Linked DNA regions of Homo sapiens: region 1 is linked to region 2. A link is an interaction called in ENCODE POLR2A ChIA-PET data of the cell type or tissue named here. Cell type or tissue: PC-9. All regions are shown on one strand. Each heading gives the region's core, and the rest is flanking DNA. Links, peaks and the distances in the headings are about the cores only.

Region 1 (10,538 bases), core at 661-8,660, 180 kb before region 2:
TGGATCACCTGAGGTCAGGAGTTCGAGACCAGCCGGACCAACATGGTGAAACCCCATTTCTACTAAAAATACAAACATTTAGCCGGGCATGGTGGCACAAGCCTGTAATCCCAGCTACTCTGGAGGCTAAGGCAGGAGAATCACTTAAACCTGGGAGGCGCAGGTTGCAGTGAGCCAAGATCGGGCGATTGCACTCCAGACTGGGCAACAAGAGCAAAACTCCCTCTCAAAAAAACAAAACAACAACAACAACAAAAAGAAATATGGATGAAAGCAGAACATGCTAAACGACACTTCTAGAATGCACTCTACAAACTCTCTTTGGGAAACTCTACAGGAAAAATAACCTGTTTCTTCAATGAGTAAATTGAAGTAAATTGAGTAAATTTTATTCAAGGAATAAAAAAGTTATGAAAGAGGAAGTTATGAGTTAAAAGAGATTTAACAGACATATTGGTCAGTCACAATGTATGAACCTTATTTGAATCCTGATCCAAACAGACTGATCCAAACATACAAAAAAAGTATGACACTTACAAGACAAGCGGAAATTTTAATACTGAATAGGTGTTTGATATTAGGGAATTATTACTTTTTTCTTTCATTTTTTGAGACAAGATCTCCCTCTATCACCCAGGCTGGAGTGCGTGAACACAGCTCACTGAAACCTCGACTTCCCAGCCTCAAGCAATCTTCTCATGTTAGCCGTTCCAATAGCGGGACCAGAAGCATACATCACCATGGCTGGCTAATTTTTGGATTTTTTTGTAGAGACGGGGTCTCTCCACCTTGCCCAGGCTGATCTCAAACTCCTGGGGTCCAGCAATCCTCCCACCTCCCAAAGTGCTGGAATTACAGCTGTGAGCCACTGTGCCCAGCTAATATAAGAAAATTATTATTTGTTTATACATTTATTTTTATTTATTTTTATTTTTTGAGATTGAGTCTCGCTCTGTTGCCCAGGCTGGAGTGCAGTGACACCATCTCAGCTCACTGCAACCTCTGCCTTCCAGGTTCAAGTGATTCTCCTGCCTCAGCCTCCTGAGTAGCTGGGATTACAGGCATGCGCCACCATGCCCGGCTAATTTTGTATTTTTAGTAGAGATGGGGTTTCACCATGTTGGCCAGGCTGGTCTCGCACTCCTGACCTCAGGTGACCCACCCGCCTTGGCCTCCCAAAGTGCTTGGATTACAGGTGTGAGCCACCGCTCCCAGTCATTGATTATTTTTTTAAGACAAGGTTTCACTTTGTCACCCAGGCTGGAGCGCAGTGACATGATCTCGGCTCACAGAAGCCTCAACCTCCTAGACTCAAGTGATTCTCCCACCTCAGCCCCCCAAATAGCTGGGACAACAGGTGCATATTACCACACCCAGCTAATTTATTTTGTATTTTTTGAAGAGACAGGGTTTTGTCACGTGGCCCAGGCTTGAACTCCTGGGCTCAAGTGATCCACCCACCTCAGCCTCCCAAAATGCTGGTATTACAAGCATGAGCCAACACTCCTGGCCCAGTCTCCTTTGGTACTGGTTTAAAATTTTCATAATAAAAAGTTTTGGCCAGGCGCGGTGGCTCACGCCTGTCATCCCAGTACTTTGGGAGGCCGAGGTGAGCAGATCACCTGAGGTCAGGAGTTTGAGAGCAGCCTGGACAACATGGTGAAACCCTATCTCTACTAAAAATACAAAAACTAGCCAGACACGGTGGTGGGCACCTGTAATCCCAGCTACTCAGGAGGCTGAGGCAGGAGAATCGCTTGAACCCAGGAGGTGGAGGGTGCAGTGAGCCGAGATCGCACCACTGCACTCCAGCCTGGGTGACAGAGCGAGACTCCATCTCAAAATAAATAAATAAATAAATAGTTTTAAAATAGATCAATTACCTATGAATAAATTAACAAAAGATATACAAAACCTCTGCAGAGAAAATGCTAATGAATGAAGCTGGGAAGTATTAGAGGAGATGTAAATAAGTGGATTGGGAGACTCAATATTGTTAACATATCAACTCTCTCCCATGTTTTTTTTTTTTAATACAGACAGTGTCTTGTTATGTTGCCCAGGCTGGAGTGCAGTGGCAAGATCATAGCTCACTGTAACCTCGAACTCCTGAGCTTAAGTGATTCTCTTGCGTAACTAAGACTACAAGCTACAAGTGCACACCACCACGCCTGGCTAATTTTTAAAAAGTTTTTATAGAGATGAAGACTCACAACTCTCTATAAAAACTTTTATAGAGAGTTTTTTTTTTTTAATTTTTTTTTGAGACGGAGTCTCTCTCTGTCACCAGGCTGGAGTGCAATGGCGTGATCTTGGCTCACTGCAACCTCTGCCTCCTGGGTTCAAGCGATTCTCCTGCCTCAGCCTCCCGAGTAGCTAGGACTACAGGCACGTGCCACCATGCCCAGCTAATTTTTGTATTTTTAGTAGAAATGGGGTCTTACCATGTTGGCCAGGATGGTCTCGATCTCTTGACCTCGTAATCCACTCACCTTGGCCTTCCAAAGTGCTGGGATTACAGGCGTGAGCCACCACGCCTGGCTAGAGTTTTTACACAGTGTTGTCCAAGATGGTCTTGAACCCCTCACCTAAAGCAACTCTCCTTCCTCAGCCTTCTGAAGTGCTGGAATTACAGGCATAAGTCATCATTCCTGGCCCCAAATTTATCTATAGATTCAACATTATCTCAATCAAAATTCCAAAAAGTATTTTGTGGAATCTGAAAAGCTGATTTCAAAATTTATATGAGAATGTAAAGGGTCAAGACTCTCTCAGACACCCTTGGAGAAAAACGAAGTGGTAGAACTTGCCCTAAAAGATATTGAGACTAATTATAAAGCTACATTATGTACAACAACATGGTACAAAGATAGACAAAGATTTTAATGGGACAGAATAAAGAGTTCAGGGATAGCTACACAATACGGTTGGCCCTCTGTATCTGAGGGTTTCACATCTGAGAATTCAACCAATCGTGAATTGAAACCCACAGATATGGAGGGCCAACTGTATTATATCATTTTATGTAAGGGATTTGAGCATCTGTGGACTTCGGTGTCTGCAGGGTACCCTGGAGCCAATCCTGAGGGTCAACTGTACATGACTGTAAAGAAAGGTGGCACGTACCGTTGATAAAATTTGATAAGGATGGCACTTTGCCTCTGTGACCTTCCTCCCCCAAACCAATAACTCTGATCTAATCATAAGAAACATAATAAAGAAATCTCAAGTAAAGGACATTCTACAAAATACCTAACTAGTACTCCTCAAAACTGTTAAAACCAAAAAACTGTCACAGTCAAGAGTAGCTTAAGGAGACATGACAACTAAATGCAATATGGTATCCTAAATGGGATCTTGGAACAGTAAAAGGACATTAAGAAAAACTAAGGAAATCTGGATAAAGTATATAATTTTTTTTTTTAATGGAGTCTCGCTGTGTCTCCTAGACTGGAGTGCAGTGGCATGATCTTGGCTCACTGCAACTCCACCCACCAAGTTCAAGTGATTCTCCTGTCTCGGCCTCCTGAGTAGCTGGGACTAAGTCACATGCCACCACGCCTGGCTAATTTTTGTATTTTTTTAGTAGAGACGGGGTTTTGCCATGTTGGCCAGGGTGGTTTCGAACTCTTGATTTCAGGTGATCTGCCCACCTCGGCCTCCCAAAGTGCTGGGATTACAGGCAAGACCCACTGTGCCCAGCAGATATAGCCCTTAGCTAACAATAATATATCAATATTGGTTTATTAATTATTAAATGTATTGTATTAATGTGAGATATTAATAATAGGAAAATGGGGGTGCTGCAGTGGCACGTGTCTGTAGTCCCAGTTACTTGATAAGGTGAGGTGGGAGGATCATTGAGCTCAGTTCAAGACCAGCATGGGCAACATAGTGAAACTCTGCCCCACTACCTCCCCCAGAAAAAACCCCAGGGGAATGGGTATGGGGTTATACGGGAACTCTCTGTACTATCTTCACAATTTTTCTGTAAATACAAAACTATGCTAAAACAAAAAGTTTATTTTTAAATAAACTACACTGAGATATCATTTCTTACTTTTTGAGATATCATTTTCTCACTGGCAAGAATTTCAATTGGCAAAAAGTTTAACAAGTCAGTGAGGTTGAGAGTGAAACAGGTACTCTGATACATTGCTGTGGAAAAGCAAATTGGAATGATGCCTATGGAGATCTGGGAAATGCCTAGCAATATTACATAACGATTTACTCTTTGACCAGCTGTAAAAATAGACTTTAAAAAGGAATGGGTGTTTTCTCTATATAGAGGTATGGAGTGAGATCGAAAATATCTTGTTAAATTAAAAGAAAAAAAGTGTTATATCTGAGAGCAGGGCGTCTATAAAATTAAAAAATAAACCAAATTAATAAAATTAAAAAGAAAAACATATGTCCTGGCCATGATGGCTCATGCCTATAATCCCAGCACTTTAGGAGGCCAAAGTGGGAGGACTGCTTTAGGCCAGGAGTTTGAGACCAGCCTGGGCAACATAGCAAGACCCTGTGTCTACTTTAAAAAAAAAAAAAAAAAAAGTGTACCTTTTATTTAAAAAGGGGGTAGCATACAAATATATTTTGTATGTATATAAATTACTATATTATCTAATATTTATGTTCAATCTACCTTTTTCAAAGTAATACCAGTATTATTACCAATAATACACTTATAAAAAACAGCTTATAATTTTTTTGCAGTTTTTTGTCCTTAAGATAAAAGGACAGTCAAAATACCAAGTTTTAAACCCACTTGAAAACATGTCCACTGATTACAGTGTCGTGCACCTGTAATCTCAGCTACTTGGGAGGTGGGAGACTGAGACGGGAGGATCACTTGAACCCAGGAGTTCAGCTCCAAGAAGAACAACCCTAACTCCTGGGCTCAATGATCCTCCTGCCTCAGCCTCCCGAAGGCTGAGGAAACTAGGACTATAAGCACATGCCACTGCACCCCCATTTCCCTATTATTAACATCCCATATTCATAAAATACATTGGTACAATAAACCAATATTGATACATTATTGTTAACTAAAGTCTATACTTTATCCAGATTTCCTTAGTTTTTACCTGACTTCTTTATCTTAAAAATATATATTAAATATAAGTATTTATATGAATATATTTACATAAGTATTTACATGTAATATATTATGTATAATTTATATGTAATATGTCATATAATATAAAACATTGTATATAATTTATATTATATACTATATACACATTTATATGCCATCCCCTTTTTAAAATAAAAGGGACACCTTTTTCTTTGTTTTTGAGACAGGGTCTCACTCTGTTACCCAGGCTAGAGTGCAGTGGCACCATCTTGGCTCACTGCAGCCTCAACCTCCAGGGCTCAAGTGATCCCCTGACATCAGCCTCTTGAATAGTTGGGACTACAGGCTTGCACCACCACACCTGGCTAATTTTTGTATTTTTAGTAGAGACAGGCTTTCACCATGTTGCCCACGCTGGTCTCGAACTCCTGAGCTCAAATGATCCACCCACTTCAGCCTCCCAAAGTACTGGATTATAGGTTTGAGCCATTACATGAATGAGAGAGAGAGAGAGAGAATATATTTACTTACACTTTTAAAACACGGAAGGCCAGGCACGGTGGCTCACGCCTGTAATCCCAGTACTTTGGGAGGCCAAGGTGGGTGGACCACCTGAGGTTGGGAGTTCAAGAGCAGCCTGGCCAGCGTGGTGAAACCTCATCTCTACTAAAAACACAAAAATTAGCCAGGCGTGGTGGCACACACCTGTAATCCCATCTACTCCTGGAGGCTGAGGCAGGAGAATCACTTGAACCTGGGAGGCGAAGGCTGCAGTGAGCCAAGATTGCCCCACTGCGCTCCAGCCTGGGCAACAGAGCGAGACTCTGTCTCAAAAATAAATAAATAAATAAAATAAAAAATAAAACATGGAAGGGTAAACTAAAAACAATTAAAAAGGTTTCTAATCAGGGAAGGAGAGAAGAGTGTGGAGAGGACATGAACAGAAGATGTTTCTCTAACTGTACCTTTTTCCATAGCTTTGACTTTGGAACCACGTATATGCTTTATAAATTTATGAAACGAATTAAATCAAAATTTAAAAACCAGTATCTAAAAACAGATAACATAATGAAACAAGTTAATTTACCTATGTTGAGTTAAACTGTCCAGAGACTTTTTTTTTGGCAGGCGGGGTATAGAGGACTTCTTGCTATGTTACCCAGGATGGAGTGCAGTGGCATGATCATAGCTCACTACAGCCCTGAACCCCTGGGCTCAAGCAATCCTCCCGCCTCAACTTCCTGAGTAGCTGAGACTATAGGCATGGGCCACTGCGCCTGGCTGAACATTTTTTTGAGTGGGTTAAAAACCTCATATTTTGACTGTCCTTTTATCTTAAGAACAAAAAAACTGCAAGTAAATCATAAACTGTTCTTTAAATAAATTATATCCTTGGTAATAAAACTAGTATTATTTTGCAACAGGTAAATTTTTAAAATTTAAAATTTTTAATCAAAAATCAATAAAAACAAGGCCAGGCACAGTGGCTCATGCCTGTAATCTTTGGGAGATGGAGATGGGTGGATCACCTGAAGTTGGGAGTTCGAGATCAGCCTGGCCAATATGGTGAAACCCAGTCTCTACTAAAAATACAAAAAATTAGCTGGGCATGGTGGCACGCACCTGTAGTCCCAGCTACTCGAGATGCTGAAGTGGGAGAATCTTTTGAACCCAGGAGGTGGAGGTTGCAGTGAGCCAAGATTGCACCACTGCACTCCAGCCTGGGCGACACAGCGAGACTCTGTCTCAAAAAATAAACAAATAAAAATAAATAAAAACAAAAACATAATATTTTTAAAAATATAGCTTGTGAGACCAGGGAATTTCTAGTAGAATGTTTAGAGAAAGAAAAGATATAGCAGGTGTTATAAGTGTCTCCAATCTAGTACAAGTATTTTCACTGTTAAGTCCCTCTGTTCACATACACTCACACACATACACAGAAGCAGAGTTTTGTCTAATTATACATAATCTGGAATGATGGCAGATGCAGAACAGCCAAGGGTAACAGAAAGCAGAGGTGAAGCTAAGCATCCAGCACCAGCCTTCACTTTCTTTCATTTTAATGGAAGAATGAAAAGAACTCCCTAACCATGGCTAGATGCAGTGGCTCACGCCTGTAATCCCAGCACTTTGGGAGGCTGAGGCGGGTGGATCACGAGGTCAAGAGATGGAGACCATCCTGGCCAACATAATGAAACCCTGTCTCTACTAAAAATACAAAAATTAGCCTCGCGTGGTGGCATGCGCCTGTAGTCCCAGCTACTCATGAGGCTGAGGCAGGAGAATCGCTTGAGCCAGGAGGCAGAGGTTGCAGTGAGCCAAGTTCACACCACTGCACTCCAGCCTGGGCAACAAAGCAAGAATCCGTCTCAAAAAAAAAAAAAAAAAAGAACTGCCTAACCACATAGGCCACAGGGCCACCAAAGGACTCTTCTTCATCTCTAAGGTGATTTACCTTCCAGTGTTCCTCAGGACAGTATGGGGTCAGCAAGAGATGGTATGGGGTCCTGTTGCAATTTTTGTATCACTTACAGTGAGGGTTTCCTGGGGCAGCTATTCTAAAAATTGTTCAGTTTGCAGAACAACCTCTTTGCAGAAAGCTATAATTCATTTTGTAAAAACATGAATAATGATATATGTAAGTACCCTTCATAGACTATTTTTCTTACAGAAAATGATTCCTCTATGTATGCAATATATGAAGTTATGATGTGTGTCCACAAAAACACAAACCATCAAACTAAGCATGATTGACTATTTCTGGGCTTTTTTCAGCAATACTCATTTATAACTTGGTTCATTTGTTTTATGGTCTCCTTCAATTTCCCTGGAATCCAATAGTAGTAGGTGCCAAAAGTCCTATATAAATCTATGGGAGAAAATGAAAATAATCAGCTACTTTCTTTTTTTTTTTAGACTAAATCACAAGGAAAAAAGCTACTTCCCAGGAGTTTGAGACCAGCCTGGCCAACATGGTGAAACCCCGTCTCTACTAAAAATACAAAAAATTAGCCAGGCATGGTAGCGGGCACCTGTAGTCCCAGCTACTCGGGAGGATGGGGCAGGAGAATCGCTTTAACCCGGGAGGCAGAGGTTGCAGCAAGCTGAGATTGTGCCACTGCACTTCAGCCTGGGCAACAAGAGCAAAACTCTGTCTCAGGAAAAAAAAAAAAAGAAAGAAAGAAAAAAAAAAGTTACTTCCTTCTACCTTCAAAAATATCACCATTATAAAGTTTTAGCTGTAGACCAACTCAGTCTGTTTCTTGGAAGTTGAATTTTACCCAAGAGCACAGCCTGAAAACCCGTCCTGATCTGTGAGGCTGAGACACGCTGCATAGGAGCAGTGGAATGGGAAGATGAAGGAAAGAGAGAACCAGGGCTGAGAATGAGAGTCTAGACTCTAATGATAATATTAATATGTAATAACGTATAACTGGCATGAACAGAATTGGCCACAGAACTGCATGCACATTTTATCTTTCCAGAATTTTTCAAGTACTTTTGGTTAACACAGTGTACGGATGAGCAAATGGGTTTAGAAAGCATCATAACTAGCTCGAATTCACACAACTAGTAGAAGGAGCCTCAGGATTCAGAACCAGGGCAGTCTGACTCCAAGGCCAATACTGCTTTTCTTTACCGAAAAAAATAAAATAAAATTCAAATATGGATTGCTAGACATTTTAAAGCTGAGTATTTGATATTAATACTACAACTTTGCCCTTTTCAATTCTGTCTGTCACCAGACTCCCATCTTATAACCTATTTTGCCTGATGGCTCTTGAAATGACAACAGCATTGGTTGGCTGTTGATCTTTTACTGCCTGAACATATAACATTAACAACTCTTTTACTTCTTTAAGTTAACTTTAATATTTAAAATACCTTGGAAACCATTTCCTTCCTTTGCATGCTTGGGTACAAGGTAAAATGGCTTTAGTCGTAGTTGCTTCCTAACTTTTGCTGAAAGCCAGTTTTGAATGCGCAGGCCTTCTTGGGTGCTAGCAGGCCAGCTACTTTTTGATTCCAAAGCCAGGGTTATATCCACAGATATTTTTTCACTAATAAGAAGTGTTACAGCAGGGCTCCCTCCTCTTTTCCTCTTCATGATGACATCTGTATCTGGTTGAACATATAAAAGAAAAGAAAGTATTTATTAATCCAATTTTCTCTGGAAATACAGGGGAAATAATGTAACTATAATTGAAGATCTCTGGTGTGCTAAGTATGAAGTAAACATTAGTGGTAAAACAGAAACTGGCTCTAAAAGGCAAAGTATTTTACTAAACCAATATTGGCTGGGCATGATGGCTCATGCCTGTAATCGCAGCACTTTGGGAGGCCGAGACAGGTGGATCACTTGAGGTCAGGAGTTCGAGACCAGCCTGGCCAACATGGTGGAACCCCATCTCTACTAAAAATACAAAAATTAGCCGGGCATGGTGGCGAATGCCTGTAATCCCAGCTACTCGGGAGGCTGAGGCATGAGAATCACTTGAACCCAGGAGGCGGAGGTTGCAGTGAGCCGAGATCACATGACTGCACTCCAGCCTGGGCGACAGATTAAGACTCTGTCTCAAAAAAGAAAAAAAAACAAAAAACAAAAAACACAATAATTACTGATATCTCCCATTGGGAGGCATTGTCAAGATGGTGTGGGGCATATATGATGAAGGGGTCTCTGTAGACTTTGAGGTTTAAGAGTGCTGTGATTAAATTTTCTTCTTTTCTTTTCTTTTCTTTTTTCTTTTTCTTTTTCTTTTTTTTTTTTTTTGAGACAGAGTTTCACTCTTATTGTCTTGTTGCCCAGGCTGGAGTGCAGTGGCACGATCTCGGCTCACTGCAACTTCTGCCTCCCGGGTTCAATTGATCCTCCTGCCTCAGCTTCCTGAGTAGCTGGGATTACAGGCATGTGCCACTGTGCCTGGTTAAATTTTCATTACAAATTATAGATGGCAGAATGGAGGGAAGCCTAGAGGAGAGGCCAGATGGGCAAGAGGGAAGAGACAGGCAGCAAAAAGACCACAGCAACAGCCTGGCACAGAGGCTGGGTGCCACGGCAGCACAGAGGTAGTGAGCATCAAGACACGGGGAAGAAGTGAGAGCAACTAAAGAAGTCCAAATCAACATAAGTGGTCATGAGTTGAGGCTACGATGTGAGGAGGAAAGTAGGAGCCTTGGGATGCCATCCCAGGATCTTGGCCTTCCTAGGCCTAATGGCTGATGTTGGTTCCATTCCTCAAAATAGAATAAGCAGGAAGAAGAAAGATTGGGCCAAGCTGAACTTCATGAGATACAATGAGCTCTAGATACCTGTGGGACACTCAAGTGGAGATGGCTGCTGGGTGGGTGGCTATGGTCAGAAATTTAGATGGCTTTGGGAGTTGGGGGTTTATAAGCAGTAAAGACTACTACTGTCAGATAAGACTTCCACAGTGACGAAGTAGAGCACAAAGGA
Region 2 (8,261 bases), core at 1-8,000:
CTTTATTCTATTAGGCTAAAAATTATGTTGAGAAGTTAGACTGTTTTGCCATTTTGGCTCTTAGTGACCCAATGGTGGCTCTTTAGTGGTCAGCATTTTCCTTTCTGAAAGCACACCAATCATCACTTTAATATTTTACTTGGATTGATCTGTGACCCTGGTCACCACACCTGACTCAAAGTTAGCCAGAAAATAATTACATCTATTGCATTATATGCAAATACCTTTATTGCATTATGAGCAAAGTGTTCTGTGCGTGTTCTATTTAATCTTCACAACGATCTTATAAGGTAGGTACCATGGATATTTGGTTTTCTTTTTCTTCAGCATCTATTTTCATCTTTTGACAATAGCACTATTTTTTTTTTTTTTGAGATGGAGTTTCACTCTTGTCACCCAGGCTAGAGTGCAATTGCTCACTGCAACCTCCACCTCCCAGGTTCAAGTGATTTTCTGCCTCATCCTTCCAAGTAGCTGGGATTACAGGTCCTACCACCCCACCTGGCTAATTTTATATTTTTAGTAGAGACAGAGTTTCACCATGTTGGCCAGGCTGGTCTTGAACTCCTGACCTCAGGTGATCTGCCCACCTTGGTCTCCCAAAGTGCCGGGATTACAGGCATGAGCCATTACACCCGGCCGACCATAGCTCCAATTTTTATCCGATGATCCAATTTTCTTTCATTGCTAGTTCAAGAGAGCAGGGGGGGCCCTCATCAGATTCCAGAGATTCTAATAAGACTTCAGGAACCTGATGAATCCTAAGCTACCTTTCAGATTTATTAAATGGTGTGGGTGACTTACCACCTTCTGGCTGGATGGCTGCTGAACCAATTTTATGTTCCTTATAATTTTTTTTTTTTTTTTTTTGAGATGGAGTCTCACTTTGTCACCCAGGCTGGAGCACAGTGGCACAATCTTGGCTCACAGCAACCTCTGCCTCCCGGGTTCAAGCGATTCTCCTGCCTCAGCCTCCTGAGAAGCTGAGACTACAGGTGTGTGCCATCACACCCTGCTAATTTTTGTATTTTTAGTAGAGATGGGGTTTCACCATGTTGGCCAGGCTGATCTCGAACTCCTGACCTCAGGTGATCCACCCGCCTCAGCCTCCCAAAGTGTTGGGATTACAGGCGTGAACTACCGTGCCCGGCTCAAAATGACTCATGTTTATTTACATCTTCATGTGTTATAATGGATGTTACCGATGGATTCCTCAGCATCCATTCCCACTCCCCACCCCCATCTGTGTAGCAATAGTGATGTCTGAGGGGCACTGACCCTTTGACTTCTAACTTTTGGGGTAGGTGCTGATTGTCCTAAAGTCACATGATATTCTCTTGGCCATTGGGGTTGGTTCATGTGACTCAGTTTGGGTCAACCAAAATGAAGCCCAGGACTTATTTCCATGGTGGAGAGAGGAAAAGATCCTTTTCTTTCTGCTTGATGTGAATGAAGAAGCATGTAGTCCTGATTGTTGCTGGCAATCATTTCATTGTGTGATTTTATAAGCAGACCCAGTCTTAGGACAAAACTACTACTGTAAAAGACAGAGAGTGAGAAAGAAACAATCTGTGGTGATATTAGTAGGCAGCTGGATATCAACTCTTGCCTGAAGCCTATTATTTCTGGATACAATTAAGTGAATCAATAGATTATGCTGTTTAGCCCAGTTTAAATTAGAATTTCTATACTTCAACTAAAAACATCCTAAGCGATAACATAGCCTAGAACTATTTCTTGCCAAAACTCTCAATTCCCATATCCCTTTGACTATTCGTCAATCCTAGGCTTGACAAAACCTCAAGTCTTGGCCAGGTGCTGTGGCCCACGCCTGTAATCCTAGCACTTCGGGGGGCTGAGGCGGGAAGATTACTTGAGGCCAGGAGACTGAGACCACCCTGGGCAAGATAGGGAGACCCCATCTCTACAAAATATTTTTTGAAAAATTAACCAGGCATGGTGATGTATGCCTGCAGTCCCAGCGACTCAGGAGGCTGAGCAGGAAGGATTACTTGATCCCAGGAGTTCAAGGCCACAGTGAACTACAGTGGCGTCACTGCACTCTAGCCTGGGTGACAGAGTGCAGCTTATCTTAGAGTATTTATTGAAGAGATAGGAGACTGAGGATTCATAGAAATCAGAAGATTCTGTAGGAGTCCAGGTGTGAAGATTTTGAGGTAGTGAAAAGAGGGTAAGAGTCCATCTGTCTTTTCTCCAAAATAAATTTATATCTATTATTTTTACAAATAAAGTGTATTAAAACTTTTGGGTTAAAATATTTACATAGCTCCCTTATTTACCTTGTCAGCTGGCACAAAATGGTTTTAGAAGTATGTGGCTCAAAGAATATTTCCAGAGAGGTAGCTGTAGAAAGAATTTTGGGCTTAAAAGTAAAAATTTTAGGTTCAAGTTTTGGCTCTATCATTTATTATATTAGCTGTGTGCTGCAAGATAAATCACTTAACTTCTCTTAAGTTTCTTTAGCGTTCAAATAGGGCAAAAATACTTACTTCAAAGGAATGCTTTAAGGGTAAAATGGATAGTGTTTATGAAAGTGATGTGTAAACTATCAAGGGCTACACAAATATATTTGCACATAGGTAATATAGTTAGACAAATCAATTGGGTCTACTCTTTCACATTCATTCATCTGACAAAATGCCTACTACATGCCAAGTGCCATGGAGAGCCCTGAGGACAATAAGGGAGTTTCTGCCTTCACAGAGTTCCTAGTCTAGTTGGGTGAACAGACACAGTAATGAGTTATTGCAATGTTCTAATGAGAGCACTGTGGACAGAGGTGATGATAGTTAAAAGTTTAAATTTAAAAACAACTTCCTGCTTTAATTATTGTGTAAATTAAAATCCTGTTAAGAATTTAAAGTCATTCCTATAGTAGTCAAATCCATAGAGGCAGAAAGTAGAATGTTGGTTGCCAGGGCCTGGGAGGAAGGAGAAATGGGAGATTGTGTTTAACGGGTACAGTTTCTGTTGAGAAGATGAAATTGCTCTAGAGATTGTTGGTGGTGCTAGTTATGAAACAATGTGAATACTTAATGCCACAGAACTGCATACTTAAAATGGTAAGTTTTATATCATATCTATTTTATCAGGTTTTTTTTTTTTTAGATGGAGTCTTGCTCTTGTTGCCCAGGCTGAAGTGCAATGATGCGATCTCAGCTCACTGCAACCTCTGCCTCCTGGGTTCAAGCGATTCTCCTGCCTCAGCCTCCTAAGTAGCTGGGATTACAGGTGCCCGCCATCATGCCTGGCTAATTTTTGTATTTTTAGTAGAGATAGGGCTTCGCCATGTTGGCCAGGCTGGTCTCAAACTCCTGACCTCAGGTTATCTGCCTGCCTTGGCCTCCCAAAGTGCTGGGATTACAGGTGTGAGTCACCGCCTCTGGCCTTTTATCAGGATTTTTAAAAATATAATTTAAAGTCAATCACAGCAAATCTTTATATTAGTACTCACGAAGGAGCAATATCCAGATGGTTGATGCTAAATCCAGAAGAGCAAAAGCCTCCCAGTGTTGTTGATATAGTTAGGAAAGCAACGGCCAAAGAATAATCACAGCCAATGAAGCCAGCAGCTACCAGGAATACTGCAGGTCCAATCATTCCTGGAGTTAAAAAGTTATAAAAGGGAAAAAACACCCAGCATTAATATTTGCTCTACCTTAATATGGTATAAATCTGAAATTTGAAATTGCTGCCACCTACTGTAGAAACACTATATTGCCTGGAAGACTAACAAATTTCATGAGAAAAAAAAAATGCTGGAAAACATGGGCGTAATACAACTAATATACTATAAAAGGAAAATCTCATTATGCAATGTTATTAAATCTACATGTGGCCAAAACTCAGCTAAAATTCCATGGTGTTAGAGAAGAACAAGACAAGAACAACTTAAAAATATGTTTCTAGAGAGAAGCAATAGCTGACACAGAATGTGGTTTAAAATACATATAACCAAAGGAGATAAACTGAATAATAAACTCTGTTGGATGAGGTTAGAATAATACTCCATCTTGCCTGGGTGTGGCAGCTCACACCTGTAATCCCAGCACGTTAGGAGGCTGAGGCGGGAGAATCACTTGAGGCCAGGAGTTTGAGGCCAGCCTGGGCAACACAGCAAGACCCTGTCTCTACGAAATATTAAAAACAAAATTCGCCAGGCATGGTGGTGCACACCTGTAGTCCTGGCTGCTCAGGAGGCTGAGGTGGGAGGATTGCTTGAGCCCAGAAGTTCAAGGTTACAGTGAGCTATGATGGCACCACTGCACTCCAGCCTGGGTTGTCAGAGCAAGACCTTGTTTCTTAAAAAGATTTTTTAAAATCTCTGTCTTCATTCTCTCTCTCTTTTTTTTGAGCTGGAGTCTCACTCTGTCACCCAGGCTGGAGTGCAGTGGCGTGATCTGGGCTCACTGCCACCTCTGCCTCCTAGGTTCAAGTGATTCTCCTGCCTCAGCCTCCTGAATAGCTGGAATTACAGGCCTGGGCCACCATACCCAGCTAATTTTTGTATTTTTAGTAGAGATGGGGTTTCGCCATGTTGGCCAGGCCGTTCTCGAACTCCTGACCTCAAGCGATCCACCCACCTTGCCTCCCAAAGTGCTGGGATTACAGGTGTGAGCCACCATGCCCGGCCTTGGTTTTTTTTTTTTCTGCCCCACCTAATATGCAGGAATCCTCCCTATTATTAACAACTGATAAGAATACACATTGGTCATTACAGGCAGTTAAGCGTAAAATATGAGAAGAGACTTAATGAGTGGGCTGTCAGTTTTTCTGTGTCTACAGCAGTGCTATCCAATAGCTCTCTGTGATGATGGAAATGTTGTATTTGTATATACTGCAACTGAGGAACTTTAAAAAAAGTTCAATTACATTTATTTACTTATTTATTTATTTTCTTGTTTTTTTGAGACAGGGTCTCACTGTCGTCAGGCTGGAGTGCAGTGGTGCGATCATGGCTCACTGCAGCCTTGACTTCCCAGGCTCAAGTGATCCTCTGCCTTGGCTTCCTGAGTAGCTGGGACTACAGGTGCACGCCACCATGTCTGATTTAATTTAATTTCATTACTTTTATTTATTTATTTTGAAATAGGGTCGCATTCTGTTACCCAGGCTGGAGTGCAGTGGCACAATCTGAGCTCACTGCAACCTCTGCCTCCCAGGTGTAAGCAAGTCTTGTGCCTCAGCCTCCTGAGTAGCTGGGATTAAAGGCATGTGCCACCATGCCTGGCTAATTTTTTTTTTTTCACTCTTTTTGCCCAGACTGGAGTGCAGTGGCGAAATCTTGGCTCACTGCAACCTCTGCCTCCCAGGTTCAAGCAATTCTCCTGCCTCGGCCTCCTGAATAGCTGGGACAGCCACACACCACCACGCCAAGCTAATCTTTGTATTAGAGATGGGGTTTCACCATGTTGGCCAGCCTGGTTTTGAGCTCCTGACCTCAAGTATCTGCCTGCCTCCGCCTCTGCCTCCCAAAGTGCTGGGATTACAGGCAACAGCCACCGAGCCCAGCCAGGGTCTTTTTATAATGTAATTACTGAAGTATAGTCACTGAGACTTCCAGGGTCTCTACTGGAGACTTTTAAAAAGTTAAATGATTGTCTTAGACAGTTTTATTTCTACGTACATTTTTTTCTAACTATTTTTAGAGATAGGGTATTGCTCTGTTGCCTAGGTTGGAGTGCAGTGTTGTGATCATAGCTCTCTGCAGCCTCAAACAACTAGGCTCAAGAGATTTTCTCACCTTAGCCTCTGGAGTAGCTGGGACTACAGATACATACCATCATGCCTAACTGATTAGATAGTTTTAAAAGTTACCTTTCTAGGCCAGGCACAGTGGCTCACGCCTGTAATTCCAGCACTTTGAAAGGCTGAGGTGGGAGGATCGCTTGAGCCCAGGAATTTGTGACTAACCTGAGCAACATGGTAAAACCATGTCTCTACAAAAAATCAAAAATAATTAGCTGGGTGCTGTGGCGTGACCTGTAGTCCCAGCTGCTCAGGAGACTGAGGTGGGAGAATTACTTGTGCCTAGAAGGTTGAGGCTGCAGTGAGCCATGGTTGTCCATCCTGGCCAACGGAGCAAGACCCTGTCTCAAAAAAAAAAAAAATTACCTTTCTGAAAGCAGAGTCTGAAACACATGATTATTTATGGGTTCTTTGAGTTCTTTGATTTATAGCTCCTTATTTGATATAATAATGCTAGTAAATATTTTTGGATTGAAACTTAAAATGCATTCACTTAGAAAAGGGATGGAGGCTTAAAAATACTTTGATTACATCTTGTCTAAAGTTGATATAAAAATCTTCATTGCAAAGTCTGAGCTGAAAGCACAGTGATATATAAAATTGTGAGGGATGATGTTTGGCACAGCAAGCCATTTTAAAAATAATTATAAGCCATGGTGGAGATAAATCTTTTATAAATTTTTTTTTTTTGAGACAGGATCTCACTCTGTTGCCCAGGCTGGAGTGCAGTGGCGCGATTTCAGCTCACTGCAACCTCTGCCTCCTGGGTTCAAGCAATTCTCCTGCTTCAGCCTCCCAGGTAGCTGGGATTACAGGCACTTGCCACCACGCCCAGCTAATTTTTGTATTTTTAGTAGACAGGGTTTCACCATGTTGGTCAGACTGGTCTTGAACTCCTGACCTTGTGATCTGCTCACCTCAGCCTCCCAAAGTGCTAGGATTACAGGCATAAGCCACTGCGCCCAGTGAATATTATAAATCTTAATCCTCAAAATGTATGATTCAAAAAGAAACATATTGTAAAGAAATGCACTTAAATGCATCATAGTGTTTTGTTATGTGAACAAAATAAAAGACTAATATTATCATTTTTATTTTGTCTTGAACTGTTGTGATATTGTGATTTTAAAAAATATGGCTGGGGGCTGGGTGTGGTGGCTCACACCTGTAATCCTAGCACTTTGGGAGGCTGAAGCAGCAGGATTGCTGAAGGCCAGGAGTTCAAGGCCAATGTGGGCAATAAAGCGAGACCTTGTCCCATTAAAGAAAGAAATTAAACAAAATGGCTGGGGCTGGGTGTGGTGCCTCACTCCTGTAGTCCCAGCACTTTGGGAGGCCAAGGCGGGCAGATGACTTGAGTTCAGGAGTTAAAGACCAGCCTGGACAACGTGGTGAAACCCCGTCTTCAGTAAAAATTAAAAAATTAGCTGGGTATGGTGGTGTGTGCCTGTAGTCCTAGCTACTCAGGAGGCTGAGGTGGGAGGATCACCTGAGGCTGAGGAGGTTGAGGCTGCAGTGAGTCAAGATCATGCCACCACACTCCAGCCTGGGCTAAGAGTGAGCCCCTGTCTCAAGAAAAAAAATAAGAAAAGAAATATGGCCAGTGTGGTGGCTCATGTCTGTAATCCCAACATTTTGGGATGCTGAGGCAGGAAGATCACTTGAGGCCAGGAATTCAAGACCAGACGGGGCAACATAGCAAGACCCCATTTCTATTAAAAAATTGTTTTAAAAAAGAAATATATATTTGGTCTCTGCCCCCGGTTTTTTGGCACACAGCTCCTAAAACTTTTGGAATTTCTGGAGTGGTAACAGTGTCTTTTGTATGCTAATGAGACAATTGGTGGCTGGGGGTCCCCATACAGCTTCAGGATGGTGGCTGGATTAGAGGTCTGGGACTTTTGGCACCACCCCCAAACTCCAGAGAGGGGAGAGGGGCTGAAGGTTGAGCCAGTCACCAATGGCCAATGATTTAATCAATCATACACATTTAACGAAGTCTCCATACAAACTCAAAGGGACAGGGTTTGGATGAACTTTTGCGGTCGGGGTTCTTGGAGGGTGGTGTTCCAGGAGAGGGCATGAAAACTCCCTACCCGGTCCCACATATGTTGCCCTATGCAGCTTTTCCATCTGGCTGTTCATCTATATCCTTTGCAATACCCTTTATAATAAGTGGGTAAACATAAAATAAAGTGTTTCTCTGAGTTCTCTGAGATGCTCTAGCAGATTAACTGAACCTGACAAGACAGTCATGGGAACCCTGATTTATAGCCGGTCAGTCAGAAGCAGAGGTCACAAGCTGGGACTTGTGATTGGTATCCGAAGTAGGGGGGCGATCTTGTGGAACTGAGCCCTCAACCTATAGGATCTGATGCTACCGCCAGCTGGACAGTGTCAGAACTGAATTACAGGATACCTAGCTGGTGTCCGCTGCAGAACTGGTTATGTGTAGGCAGAAATCCCCACAAACATTTTGGTGATTAGAGCGA

Evidence for each region. ChIA-PET counts read pairs that join two places held together with the same protein. Peaks named below come from ENCODE experiments on the same cell type or tissue, not always from the same donor. Only the 100,000 strongest peaks of a DNase experiment are listed, where the experiment ranks them.
Region 1: POLR2A ChIA-PET joins it to region 2 with 16 read pairs; 5 of 35 experiments call an interaction of 5 or more read pairs at or near these places.

The regions. Positions count from the first base shown.
Region 1 is chr6:73,431,244-73,441,781 of GRCh38, forward strand. It overlaps CGAS (cyclic GMP-AMP synthase), which reads right to left. Exons shown (of 5, transcript NM_138441.3): 3 at 8,966-9,202. Among named protein-coding and RNA genes, the nearest start is that of CGAS, 16 kb to the right of the region's middle. In PC-9, for the core only: no CTCF peak of the experiment used is centred there; no DNase peak of the experiment used is centred there.
Region 2 is chr6:73,606,925-73,615,185 of GRCh38, forward strand. SLC17A5 (solute carrier family 17 member 5) reads right to left here. Exons shown (of 11, transcript NM_012434.5): 9 at 3,476-3,623. Among named protein-coding and RNA genes, the nearest start is that of SLC17A5, 43 kb to the right of the region's middle. RefSeq lists enhancers at 2,537-2,706, 4,468-4,637. In PC-9, for the core only: a CTCF peak has its summit at 3,687 (motif pointing left); a DNase peak (open chromatin) is centred at 3,727; H3K27ac peaks cover 842 bases.